Regions from separate parts of the Homo sapiens genome. Here region 2 is linked to region 1. The links are chromatin contacts, found by Hi-C in ENCODE. All regions are on one chromosome and are shown on one strand. The core of a region is the stretch at or near the end of the contact, and the rest is flanking DNA. Distances in the headings are between cores, read along the strand shown.

The links. Hi-C counts contacts between places; a loop is a spot of excess contacts on that map. Pooled maps may share reads with other maps.
Region 2: a loop to region 1 is called in a pooled map, with 3 times the contacts of the local background. The contact joins two enhancer-like sites. A Hi-C loop is called at or near these places in 1 of 37 single-sample maps with no recorded cell type and 3 of 50 pooled maps.

Annotation. Positions count from the first base shown.
Region 1 is chr12:108,614,079-108,620,114 of GRCh38, reverse strand. No RefSeq gene overlaps it. Among named protein-coding and RNA genes, the nearest start is that of SELPLG, 17 kb to the left of the region's middle. RefSeq lists enhancers at 1,734-1,783, 2,364-2,823. Within about 2 kb of position 2,999, at least 14 of the 41 ENCODE cell types and tissues checked have a DNase peak (open chromatin) inside an H3K27ac peak, as active enhancers do.
Region 2 is chr12:108,295,098-108,301,133 of GRCh38, reverse strand. All of the region lies in intron 2 of CMKLR1 (chemerin chemokine-like receptor 1), which reads left to right. Among named protein-coding and RNA genes, the nearest start is that of CMKLR1, 41 kb to the left of the region's middle. Within about 2 kb of position 3,038, at least 3 of the 41 ENCODE cell types and tissues checked have a DNase peak (open chromatin) inside an H3K27ac peak, as active enhancers do.

The DNA of each region.
Region 1 (6,036 bases), core at 1,750-4,249:
AATTCATGCAGAGCAGGCTGTACAGGAGACGGGGATCAGAGTTTTTAACGACAATTTGGCGGGTAAGGACTTGGGAAGTTGGGAGTGCTGATTGGTCAGGTTGGAGATACAGTCATAGGGGGTTGCAGTGAGGTTTTCTTCATGTCTTCTGTTCCCGGCTGCGATGGCAGAACTGGTTGAGCCAGAATACCAGCCTAGGTGGTGTCAACTGATCCATCCAGTGCGGGGTCTGCAAAATATCTCACGTAGTGCTCTGAGGTTTTACAATACTGATGTTATCCACAGGAGCAATTTGGGGAGGCTTAGACTCTTGGAGCCAGAGGCTGCATGACCCCTAAACCATAATTTCGAATCTTGTAGCTAATTTGTTAGTCCTGCAAAGGCAGATCGGTCCCCAGGCAAGAAGGGGGTCTTTTCGGGGGGAAGGGATATTATTAATTTTGTTTCAGAGTCAAAACACGAACTGAATTATTTCCCAAAGTTAGTTCAGCCTAACTTTGGGGAAGGAATGAACAAGGACAGCTTAAAGGCTAGAAGCAAGATGGAGTCTGTTCGGTCTGGTCTCTTCCACTGTCATCATTTCCTCAGTTATAATTTTTGCAAAGGCAGTTTCAGTCAGATTAGAAAACCAGGATTTGGAGAGTTCTTGCTCTTCTGCTCCCAAATACCTTCCAGTCATTTCCATAGAGAGAGAAAGAAGCTGCCGCTTAAACAGACTCTGTTCTACCTTCTAGGAGAGGAATAAAAGTCATCTCAGGGGATAGTCTTTATTTTTCTTCTTGAAAAATACCTCCGGCTGGGTGTGGTGGTTCACGCCTGTAATCCCAGCACTTTGGGAGACCGAGGCAGGAGGACGGCTTGAGCTCAGGAATTTGAGATCAGCCTGGGCAACATGGTGAAACCCCGTCTCTACAAAAAATACAAAAATTAGCCAGGTGCAGTGATGTGCGCCTGTAGTCCCAGCTACTCAGGAGGCTGAAGTGGGAGAATCACTTGAGCCTGGGAGGTAGAAGTTGCAGTGAGCCAAGGTCATGCCATTGCACTCCAGCCTTGGCAACAGCAGTGAAAAGCTGTCTCAAAAAAAAAAAAAAAAAAAAAGAAAAGAAAAGAAAAGGAAAAAGAAAAAAAATACCTTCAATGGCCTCTTTGGAAGTGAAGGACTTCTTTCCTTGCCCCCAATGGTTTATCCCGGAAAAGGGGAGTTCACAGAGAAGGTTGAGTCTGGCAGGGGTTGGCTGTGGCTTGGGAGAGAGGGGTTGGAGGAAAGAGACAAGGGAAAGGTAGGAAAGAGCCGTCAGGGGGAAAGGCCATGGGACAGCATCGGGGAGGAGTGGGGAGAGGGCCCACACATATTGGAAATGCAGTGTCTGTCTCCTCCCCTGAACTTCTGGAAGGATCAAATCTGATACACACAGGCAGGTGTGTTCAAAGTGTCCTGGGGGTGCTGATGGAAGAAGGTGGGAGTGTCTGCCATGGGCTGGGTCAGTTAACACCCGGGGTCGGCAGGCTGATGGGTCAGGAGAGACTGAGTCTACCTCCCCTTTGGGAGGGATCAGAAAAATCAGAGAAGGGGAGCTGAAGGCTCCACAGCAGGGGGCTGTGGACTCAGGCTGAAGGACCTCTGAGTTGTTCCCCAGGGATCTTGTCACCTCGTCTTCCTGGGAGCTTTCCCCTATTTCCTGACAGCTCCTGAGGATGCTGTGTAACCACAGATTTCCATTTGCGTTGGAAGAGGGCCACCTTCCCTTTACAGTTTTCTCTCTCTCCAAGGTGTGGGATTTCATTCAGGGTGGGCGAAGCCGGGTGCTTGAAGCGGCCACCAGGGGGCGCCCGCCGCCAGCTCTTAGAGCAGGTGGAAGCCTGCGTTTCCCTTGGGCCAGACTTGGAGATCATTTAGCCAGGAAGGAGCCCCAAAGCCAGTGGCGTGCTGTTAAGTGTTTAACAACTGGCTTCCAATGGGAAAAAGTCCTGATTTGTAGCATTTGCCAATGTCTTCCATGTAAATACTCCCACAGCCGATTTTGAGCTACCAACCATTATATAGTTGATGATACAATAGGTGTTAGTAACAAGGGCATCGATCATCGGATAATGTAGTACAATTATTAGGAATTGGTGAGTTTTGAGTACTGATGACCTTGGCTTTTAATATAATAGAATTTAATTTATTAAACAACTGACACAAAATTCTGAAAATTTTGTTGATTAGCTCTCACGGGCAGATATAGTCTGGCTCCTGCACACCCCTGTGCCCTCCCCTCCTGCCTGGGCCTCCCATGCCCTTGAGGACCACCAGCCTGAATCACCCCACTCATCCATTCAGCAAACACATCCTGAACACACACACAGCTGCAATATCCCCGTGAATCCCCTCAAACAGCTCTCACAGACGGTTCTAGTATTCTCCCCATTTTACAGAAGATGAAACTGAGGATGAGAGCTAGGTGAAGTCACCTGCCCCAGGTCATGAAGAGGATCTGAGATTGGAACCCAGACCTGAAAGCCAGGATCTTACCACTGTGTCACGCTGTCCTTGAGATCACAGCGGGGTTCTGGGGGAATCCCACGCCCCAAAACCTCAGCCCTGCTGACCTGCCCTGGGGCCTGGAAGTCCCCCATTAGTCACCCTCTGTGGCTCCTGGCTGCTGAGGGAAGGCGCTGTTCCTTGGGAGGGTAACCGAGTACAGCGCAGCCCTCTCATTGCAGAGAACACAACACAGCAGAGCTGGGGCCTAGGACTAAGAGGGATGGCCGGGGGCAAGCAGCTGGCCTTTACTGAGCACTTACTGCATACCTAGTGCCTTGTCAAACAGTTTGTCTGCATTATCTCATTTAGGACTCAACCTCATAATGTGGGTGCAATGATTGTTCCATTTTCTTGCCAGGGAAACCGAGGTTCAGAAAGCTGAACCACTTGCTCCAGCCGGTTGCACGGTTAGGAAACCACACTGTGCTGACTTCAGCTCTGCCAGCAGGGAAGGAAGGAGGGTAGACAGGAAATGGGGGGCGGGGGATGATGGGCTCAGTTTGTTCCAGGTCCCTTGTCTCTTACAGGCTGGGGCTGCCACCCTGGGGGTGGTTCATCCAGCAGCTGATCTGGCAGGGGCTCCCCAAATTCTTTCCCCAGATCCCATCCCTCTTTGCCACTCAACCAAGCCACCGATTACTATGGAATGTGCCAGGCACTGTGAGAGGCCCTGGGATGCCATGTGAGTAGGACAGGCCTGTAATCCCAGAACTGTGGAAGGCCAAGGTGGGCGGATAACTTGAGGCCAGGAGTTCGAGACCCCTTTGGGGCTCATGGTCTAGAGGGGGACAGATTGATCAAATAATCACCCAGGAAAAGATCAGATTATGTCAGATTATGGCTGGGCCCTGAGCCCAGAGGAGAGATGCTGGGAGCAATGGGGCCAGAGCTGGGGGGCATGGGTCAGGAAAATCATGGTTGAAACTTGAAGGACACAGAGTTATTGACTTGGGAGGGAAGGGATAGAGGGAAGAAAGTTCCAGGCAGTGGGAGCATCATGGGCACAGGAGTTTGCACTAGGGGAGCAGACAAGGTGGGGGCAGCTGGAAGGAGCCAGGGTGGCCGCATGGAGGAGGAAGAGGCTGTGTGAGGATGAGGAGAACCTGGACTAGAGCAGGGTGCAAAGAAGTTGTGGAATCGAGAGGTAATTGGGAAGAAAAGGGTAGGAGTTGCTGATGGGTTGGAAGTGAGGAAAAAGGAGGTTGAAATCTCAGGTTTCTGACTTGGGCAGCTATCCTGATGAGGGTGCCACGGGGTGGCTGGGAAAGCCATGGAAGGAGGTTGCAGGGCTGGTGGTAAGAGGAGTGTCCTGAGCTGGGGTTCAGCCAAGTTGGGTCTCAGGGCCTGCTCAACCTCCAGGTGGAGGTTCCAGGAAAGCTGTTGCAAAAGATGCTTGAGGTCATTAGCCATCAGGGAAATGCAAATTAAAGCCACAGTCAGATGCCACTTCACACCCTCCAGCAGGACTAGAATTAGAAAGACTGACAACACCCAGTGCTGGTGAGGATGTGGAGAAGCTAGAACACTCACATGTTGCTGGTGGGAATGCAAAATGATACAGCCACTTTGGAAACCAGTTGGGCAGTTTCTTATAAAGTTAGACGTGTACTCACCATGTACTCCCCATCCAAGCCAGAAATCCCATTCTTAGGTATCTCCCCAAGAGAATGAAAACAGATGTTCATACAAAGACTGCTACAAATGTGTACAGCAGCTTTGTTCATAAGATCCCCAAACTGAAAACAACCCAAATATCCATCAGCTGGTGAATGGATAAATAAACTGTGGTCCATCTGTGCAAGGAAATATTACTCTGAATAAACAGGAGTGAGGCACTGATTCTCATGCCAACATGGATGAATCTCAAAGACACCATGCTGACTGAAAGAAGCTAGACACAAAAGGCTATATATTTTTTTCTTTTTAGAGACAGGGTCCCACTCTGTCACCCAGGCTGGAGTGCAGTGGCGCCATCATAACTCACTGCAGCCTTGACCTACCAAGCTCCAGCGATCCTCCTGCCTCAGCTTCCTGAGTAGCTAAGACTGCAGGTGTGCACCACCATGCCAGGCTAATTACTTATTTTTTTGTAGAGATGGGGGTCTTGCTATGTTGCCCAACCCAGGCTGGTCTCAAACTCCTGGCTCAACTGATCCTCCTGCCTCGGCCTCCCAAAGTGTTGGGGTTACAGGCGTGAGCCACAGTGACATACAATCTGGCTGGGCTGTATGTTGTGTGATTCCAATGATAAGAAGTTCTGGAAAAGATCAGTGGTTACTCTTGGGGGTGGGAAATGATTAGCAGCGGCTTGCAGGAACCCTCTGGTATGATGGAAACATGTTTTATTTTGGTCTGGTTGGTTGTCATACGGGTGTCTGCATTTGCCAAAACTCACTGAACTGCATTTTTACAATTGGTGCTTTTTACTGTGTGTAAAATATACCCCAAGAAGCAAGCAAACCAATAAGCAAGCAGGCAAGCAGGTGAATTCACAAGGCTGTGTGAACCCAGAGGTCGGCCAAGGCATGTGTGAGAGCAGGGGGCCTTGGGCATGCTCCTTGGAGCTCCCACAGCTGCTGTCCCTGCCCCTCCCAGGGACTGGGTGACGGGGAGGCCCAAGGAAGCCACATCTTTTGAGGTCCCCTGTGAATGTCCTTACCTTCTGCGGCTGTTCCCCTGCTCAGAGACTATCAATGGCTCCCCAGTGCCCAAGTCCACAAGAAGTTTCCAGCTTCCTCACTCGCTGCCCACTCACCTATATGTCTGCCTGTCTGGGCAAACCGGCCCTCTCACTCCTCCTCACCCATGCCCCACGGCTCCTGCCCTCTCTGCCTTTTGTTTCCACTTTTAGGGCTCAGCTCCCCCAGGCCCTGGAGATCTTTTTGGATCCAGCCATGTCTCTGGGCTCCTCCTTTGCTCACCCCCATCACCCTACTTGCTGCGGGGCAGTATTTCACCCCGTCTTTGCCCCAGTCCTGGGCACAGAGACCAGCTTGGTTGGCCAACAGTTAACTCCAGGTTATTCCTCCTCCATCTGGGGCCTCAATCTTTCCATGTGTAGAATGGGCGTCTCTGTGTCTGCTTATGCCATCAAGTGGCCACTGCTTATGTGTCCTTCCCACTCAGATAAGAGTCACACAAGGCAGGGATTTTTCATTCCCCAGAAGACTTGGGAAGGAGACAGAAGTCAGTCTGATGCCTGGTTCTGTCTTTGCCATGTGTCTCTCCAAGGCTCACAGTCCTCATCTGTAACATGGGATGCTCATAGGGCCCGGGGCACTGTAAACAATTACCCTTGACAATAGCAGAAGTCGACCTACCCTGTGAGGTTAGGTCTTATTCTCAACCCCATTTTATGGATGAGCAAATGGAGGCCCAGAGAGGTTCAGTGACTTGCCTAAGGCCACACAGCATGAAAAATCACAGATTCGGGAGTAAACTCCTAAGACTTTCTGGGGCCACCAGCCACCAAAGGCTGGCTCCTTGAGAAGGGGCTGGGAAGTCCCCAA
Region 2 (6,036 bases), core at 1,789-4,288, 320 kb after region 1:
ACTGCACTCCAGCCTGGCAACAGAGTGAGACTTCGTCTCAAAAAAAAAAAAAAAAAAAAAAAGACTTGGGTGGATGCTGATTGTGGTCAGAACCACCACTGACAACAACAATAGCAACATTGACTTTCTGCTCTACAGTGATGGAACGTGCTTTGTAGGGCTTTTTTCACCCCCTGAGCCTCTGTGTCCCTCCCTGTCTGAAAATGCGTATAATTGTGTCCCGACCCTGTAGGGTGATCATGAGGATTGGGCGAGATGGGATAAACTCCTTGGCTCATTGTCCAGCACAAAGGAAGTACTTTATTAATGATTAATGGTGAACTTTCTTATGCTAGGCAGTGCTGCAAATGCTTCACCAATGCCACTTATTCAATTCTCACAACAGCCCTAGGAGGTGGGTCCTTGGATTATCCCCATTGCACCAATATTGAAATGGAGGCTGTAGAGAGGGCTAAGTAATGTGCCCAGGGTCGCACAGCTCACAGGTCATGGAGCAATAGTCCAGCCCTGATGGATGGGAAGCAATATCCTGGGCCCTTAATCCCTTTGTTGTGTTGTTCTATGTTCTATGGCATCAACAATGTCACTGTTATTATTTCTAATATCCAGACAGATCCAGTGAGACAGAAAAACAAGCATTCATTCATTCATTCATTCATTCATTCATCAAACAATATTCTGGGTAATGCACTAGAGTTACGTAAGATATTACTATTGGGGAAATTAGGTGATAGGTACATGGAACTTCTCTGTACTACTTTTGCAATTGCTTGTGAGTCTGTAATTATTTCAAAATAGAGTTATAAAAGGAGTAAGGCAGAAGTGACCCCAATGTGATTTCTAAGCACTAACCCCCAAGGTTAGCTTGTAAAAGGCCGTGTTCCCTGGCGCACCTGCTCCTGGAGCCCAGGGCTGCCAGGCAACAAGCCCACTCTCCTGAAGCTGCCATGCTGTGAGTAAGCTCAAGCCACATGGCGCCCTGGTCCATAGTGTAAGAGAAACAAAACGAAACCGAACAAAGCCCAATATCCAGAGGACCTGTCTGGTGCCTGGATTCTGCTCCAGTCTGAGGAAATGGAGCTGAATAAGACCCAATTCTTGTCCTCAGATAACTTGTTATCTAATCAGATGCATATGCCAGCAATAATCACATAAATGCCATGTGCCCCACATGGGTGAGCAGGACGCTGTAGGAGCCAGAATGGGGAGTGTATTTGTTTTCCAGCGCTGCCATAACAAACTGTCACAAACTGAGTGGCTTAAAACAACAGGAATTTATTCTCTCATGGTTCTGGAGGCCAGAACTCTGAAATCAAGGGTCGTGCTCCCTCTGAAGGCTCCAGGGGAGGATACTTCCTTGCCTCTGCCAGCTTCTGGTGGCTCCAGATGTTCTTTGGCTTGGGGCAGCATCCCTCCTATCTCTGCCTCCATCCCCACATGGCCTTCTGTTCTGTGTCCATGTGAAATCTTCCCCCTGCTTTTCCTCTTATACGGTGACTGCAATCTGGGGCCTACTCTAATCCCGGATGATCTCATCATGAGATCCTTACCTTAATCTCAGCTGCAAAGACCCTTTTCCCAAACAAAGTAACACTGACAGGTTCTAGTGGATGCACCATTTGGGGGCAGGGGGTGGAATGCAGAGGGCATCCTTCCACTTACTACAGGAAGGAGAGGGGATGCTTCCTAGAAAGGATGCCTGAACCTGGTTGCTAGGGATGAGGTTGACTTAGGGAAGGAATTTAAAAGGGAGTAGAAACTCCTACACTGAAAAAAAAGTGATTTTGATTTTTAGAGACTGCCACCTAGCAAATGTGTTGGTCAAGAGAAGTTTCAGTTGTTCCAGTTCATGCCTCTCCCACAAAGCACAGCTCTCAGACCTCTGGGGCCTTGACCTTCTGGGTCTTTCTCTGACATTCTTGCCAAGACTGATGAGCTGGGAGGAGCACCTGGTGCAGGCATATGCAGGGCATCCCAGAGCCCAAAGTGTTCTCCAGACCGTCTGCTGCCCAGTCCTGACTCCAAACACAAATTCCTGTCACTTTAGCTATTCTAGTCCTGCACAGCATGCGGGGTGGGTATTGTTATCATCCTCATTTTGCAGATTGCACATCTGAGGCCCTGACAGGAGAAGCAGCTTGTTCAGGTGACACAGCAGGTCTCCTGCCGCCCACACGTGGACCTTGTGCTGCCATCTCCTCCCTGGCATTCCCTTCTGGAGCCCTCCTGGGACCGTCCCAGGGAATGGACCAGTATGACTGGCTTAGGGAGTTCTGACTCAGGGGGATAAGAGCGGAGTGGCTTTTGCCCTGGGGCCAAATCCAGTGTGAGTTCAGGGTCTCAGGCAGAATCTTGGTGCTGGGCCTGGAGAATGGGCTTCCCCTGGGTTCTCTGGGCAGCTGAGGGTGGAAAGGGAGGCAGACAGGTGTCAGGCCGGCCTGCCTCTATGGGCTGTGATGAATGATGTGGTCTCTGGTGAGTAACCCCCGTGTGTGTGTCCCAGACCTCAGCTAGATTGTCCTGAAAACTGGGAGGGTAAATTCCCTGAGGGGCTAGGAAAAGTGGAGCAACAAGGAGGGTGTCCCTGTAGGGTGGAGCTGGACGGCCTGGTGTATCAGGAAAGGTGTGAACAGACATCGGTAAATGTGTTCTCCTTTCCAGTAAGCAGTGTGGTGAAGAGCAAGACTCATAGTCAGAGCAAACCCAGATGTGGATCTGTCACTGGCTGAACTCTGTGACATTAGCATCACTTCCTCCCTTTACAATGGGAGTGATAGCAGTACCACTCCTGGAGGTTGTTGGAGATGCATGAGCTGATGCAATGAAAGTGCTTGATACAGTGTTTGGACTCTTATGTGCACCCAATCAATTATTAGTTATTACAAGGAAGTAAAACCAATATAAAGTATAATTCGATGTAGACATAAGGACCAAGCAAAACCAGTGCAGAAACCTGCAGACTAGAGGTTTTTGTGCCTTTGACCAACAAACATGACTCTGAGCTTCCTTGTGGTCACATCAAAAAGGGAAATGTGATCAGTTGTAGAACATGGATGATCAAGAACGAGAAAGCAACCCAGTTCCTCAAGAGAAGCAACATTGTTCCTTACCCTGAATCCTCCAGAGTATTTCTCACTGAGCACAGAGCTTCATAAAGGGTATCCCAAGGGAGTCAGGGAGCAACATCATTGACTAGGAATTACATAGCATTGCAGGTGTGATTTTCATGTGGTAACTGACTGCAGAGGCCTTGAGGAGGAGATGAAGGGAAATCTATGAAGGTGGCTCAGAGAAGGCAGCTCTGTGGCAGGACCAGGAATGTGACAAAGGTTTGGGCTATCAGGATTGAAGGTTGAGGCTTACGGAGGTCAGAGTGGTTGGGATGAGAGCTGATAATCCCTCAGGGAAACAGGAGGAACCCAACAGCCTTTTCACTTGGGATCCTTGGAAGTCAGATTCTGGAGTCAGAGCTCCCTGCTGTGTGGCCTCAGGCAAGTGTATCCACCTCTCTGAACCTCAGTTTTCTCATCTGCAAATAGGAGTTATTTTTACAGGGCTATTATGGAGTCTTGCAAAGCACATACAGTGAGAGATCAAGCAAACGTTAACTATATGTATGTACATATTATGTACACTGGACCCTTGAACAAGTCAGGGGTTAGGGGAGCCAACTCACTGTACAGTCAAAAATCCACATATAACTTTTGACTCCCCCAAAATTTAACTACTGACAGCCTCCTGTTGACCAGAAGTCTTGTTAATAACATATGCAGCCAATTGACACGTATTTTTTTATGTTATATGTATTATATTCTGTACTCATACAATCAAGTAAGCTAGAGAAAAAGAAAATGTTATTAAGAAAATCATAAGGAAGAGAGAATATATTTACTATTTATTAAGTGGAAGTGGGTCACCACAAAGGTCTTCATCCTCATTGTTTTCATGTTGAGTAGGCTGAGGAACAGGAAGAGGAGGGGTTGGTTTTGCTGTCTCAGGGGTGGCAGAGGCAGAAGAAAATTCACAAATAAGTGGACCCACGCAGTTAAAACCTGTATTGTTCAAGGGTCAGCGGTATATATAGTGACGCATATTTTTTTCATAAGCTTCCTGGTTGTGGAGGATTTAAGGAATTTGGGTAACTAGAATTTTACAGCTCTTTATAATTCACAATTGGCAAAGGCTTCATTGTCATTTCACATGATTCTCCCAACAACACGAGGAAGGTGTTCTTACCCCCACTTGAGAGGAGAGGACATTGGAGCTTAGAGAAGCAAAATCCTTACCTGTGTCCCTCTTTTTTTTTTTTTGAAGACAGTCTCACCCTGTGGTCCAGGCTGGAGTGCAATGGCCTGATCTTGGCTCACTGCAACCTCCGCTCCTGGGTTCAAGCAATTCCCCTGCCTCAGCCTCCTGAGTAGCTGGGATTACAGGCACGTGTTGCCATGCCTGGCTAATTTTTGTATTTTTAGTAGAGACCGGGTTTCACCATGTTGCCCAGGCTGGTCTCAAACTCCTGGCCTCAAGTAATCCTCCCACCTCAGCCACCTGAAGTGCTGGGATTACAGGCATGAGCCACCGTGCCTGGCCTCTGTGTCCCTTTCTGACCTGCCCTTGATCCCACAGCTGGAGAGACAAGTGGCCAGGAACTCACTGGTCCTCTGGCTTCCTAGCCTCATCCCACCTTCCCAGGCAAAGACCATTTTAGAAGGGAGTTAAGAGTGGAAGCCTGAGAAATAATAACAATGCCAATAACAACAATATAGTGCTTACCCCATAAGGGGACCTGTTCCAAGCACTTAATCCTCACAACCATCTTCTTATGAGGCAGGAGCTATTATTATCAAGCCCATTTTACAGATAAGACAACTGAGTTGCAAAGAAGGTAACTGACTTGCCCAAGGTCACAGGGGAGTTCCTGCAGATCCAGGATGTGGATGCAGGCAGTCTGGCTGGGCCCAAGAGTCTGCTCTTCCGCTTGGTTTGGTAGCAGAAATGTGCTCAGGACAGGAGGGATGTGTGTTAGGACAGAGCAGAGGCTCAAAGCAAACCTGTGACTTGTGCCTCCCTTACGCTTCCAGAGAGAGAGGCGTCTTGGGGTGGGGGCGATGCACCAACAGGGGACACGAATCCACTCAATTCCTGGAAGGATGAGGAGTTAGGGGTGGAAGGAGGGACATGCCCAGAGGATGTCAGCATCATTCTGTGCCAGCCCAGCCTGGCCCCAGCTCTAAGATGAAAAAACATGGCCTCTGACCCCAAGCTGCTCCCAGCCCAGCCAGAGAGCCCGACATGATGTCATCTGCTTCAGGCTGCATCTCTGCAGATGCTGTGCGAAGCACTCAGTCCTGAGTCCCAGATCCTCCTCGACCTCCTCTCGGGACTCACACACCCAGCCCACTGTCAATGAGGGAGGGGAAGGTCAGAGATGGGGAGATGCCCGGCGTGCCCTTCCTCCTTTCTCTGCCTTCCACCTTCTTAACTCATACTTGTCCTTAAAACTCAACTCAGATGCCATTGGCCCCAGGAAGCTTCAGACTCCCAGGCTGGGTAACAGCCCCTCCTCTGGGCTTCTTGGGGCATTCTAGTCTTGCCCCAGCCTCAACACTGTCTCTTTGTCTCATACCTGTGAGCTCCTTTTGGGAAGGGACCCTAGTAAGGCCATGTCCTCATCCCTGGTGCCTGCACCGTTTGGCACAGGGAATGTCAACTTGGTCATTTCTTCCAAAAGGAAGGTTGGTGATGGTCATCAATCTGAGCAGATCATGGTCTCAGGGGCAGTGTGGAGTGACAGTTAAGAGCTCAGGCTTTGCAGATGTGGTTCAAATCCCAGCTCTTCCAGCCCCTGCCTGCATGCTTGGGCATGGGTCCTGATCTCTCTGAGCCCTGCTGTAGCCCCTTATGGGGTTAAAGTGAGACCATCTGGACTGAGGGCTTAACATGGTCCCTGGCATACACAAGAGCTCAATGTGCATTCCCCACTACTGTCATGCACACCTGTCAGGTTACCTCCAGTCATGGGAGGCCAGCTCCAGT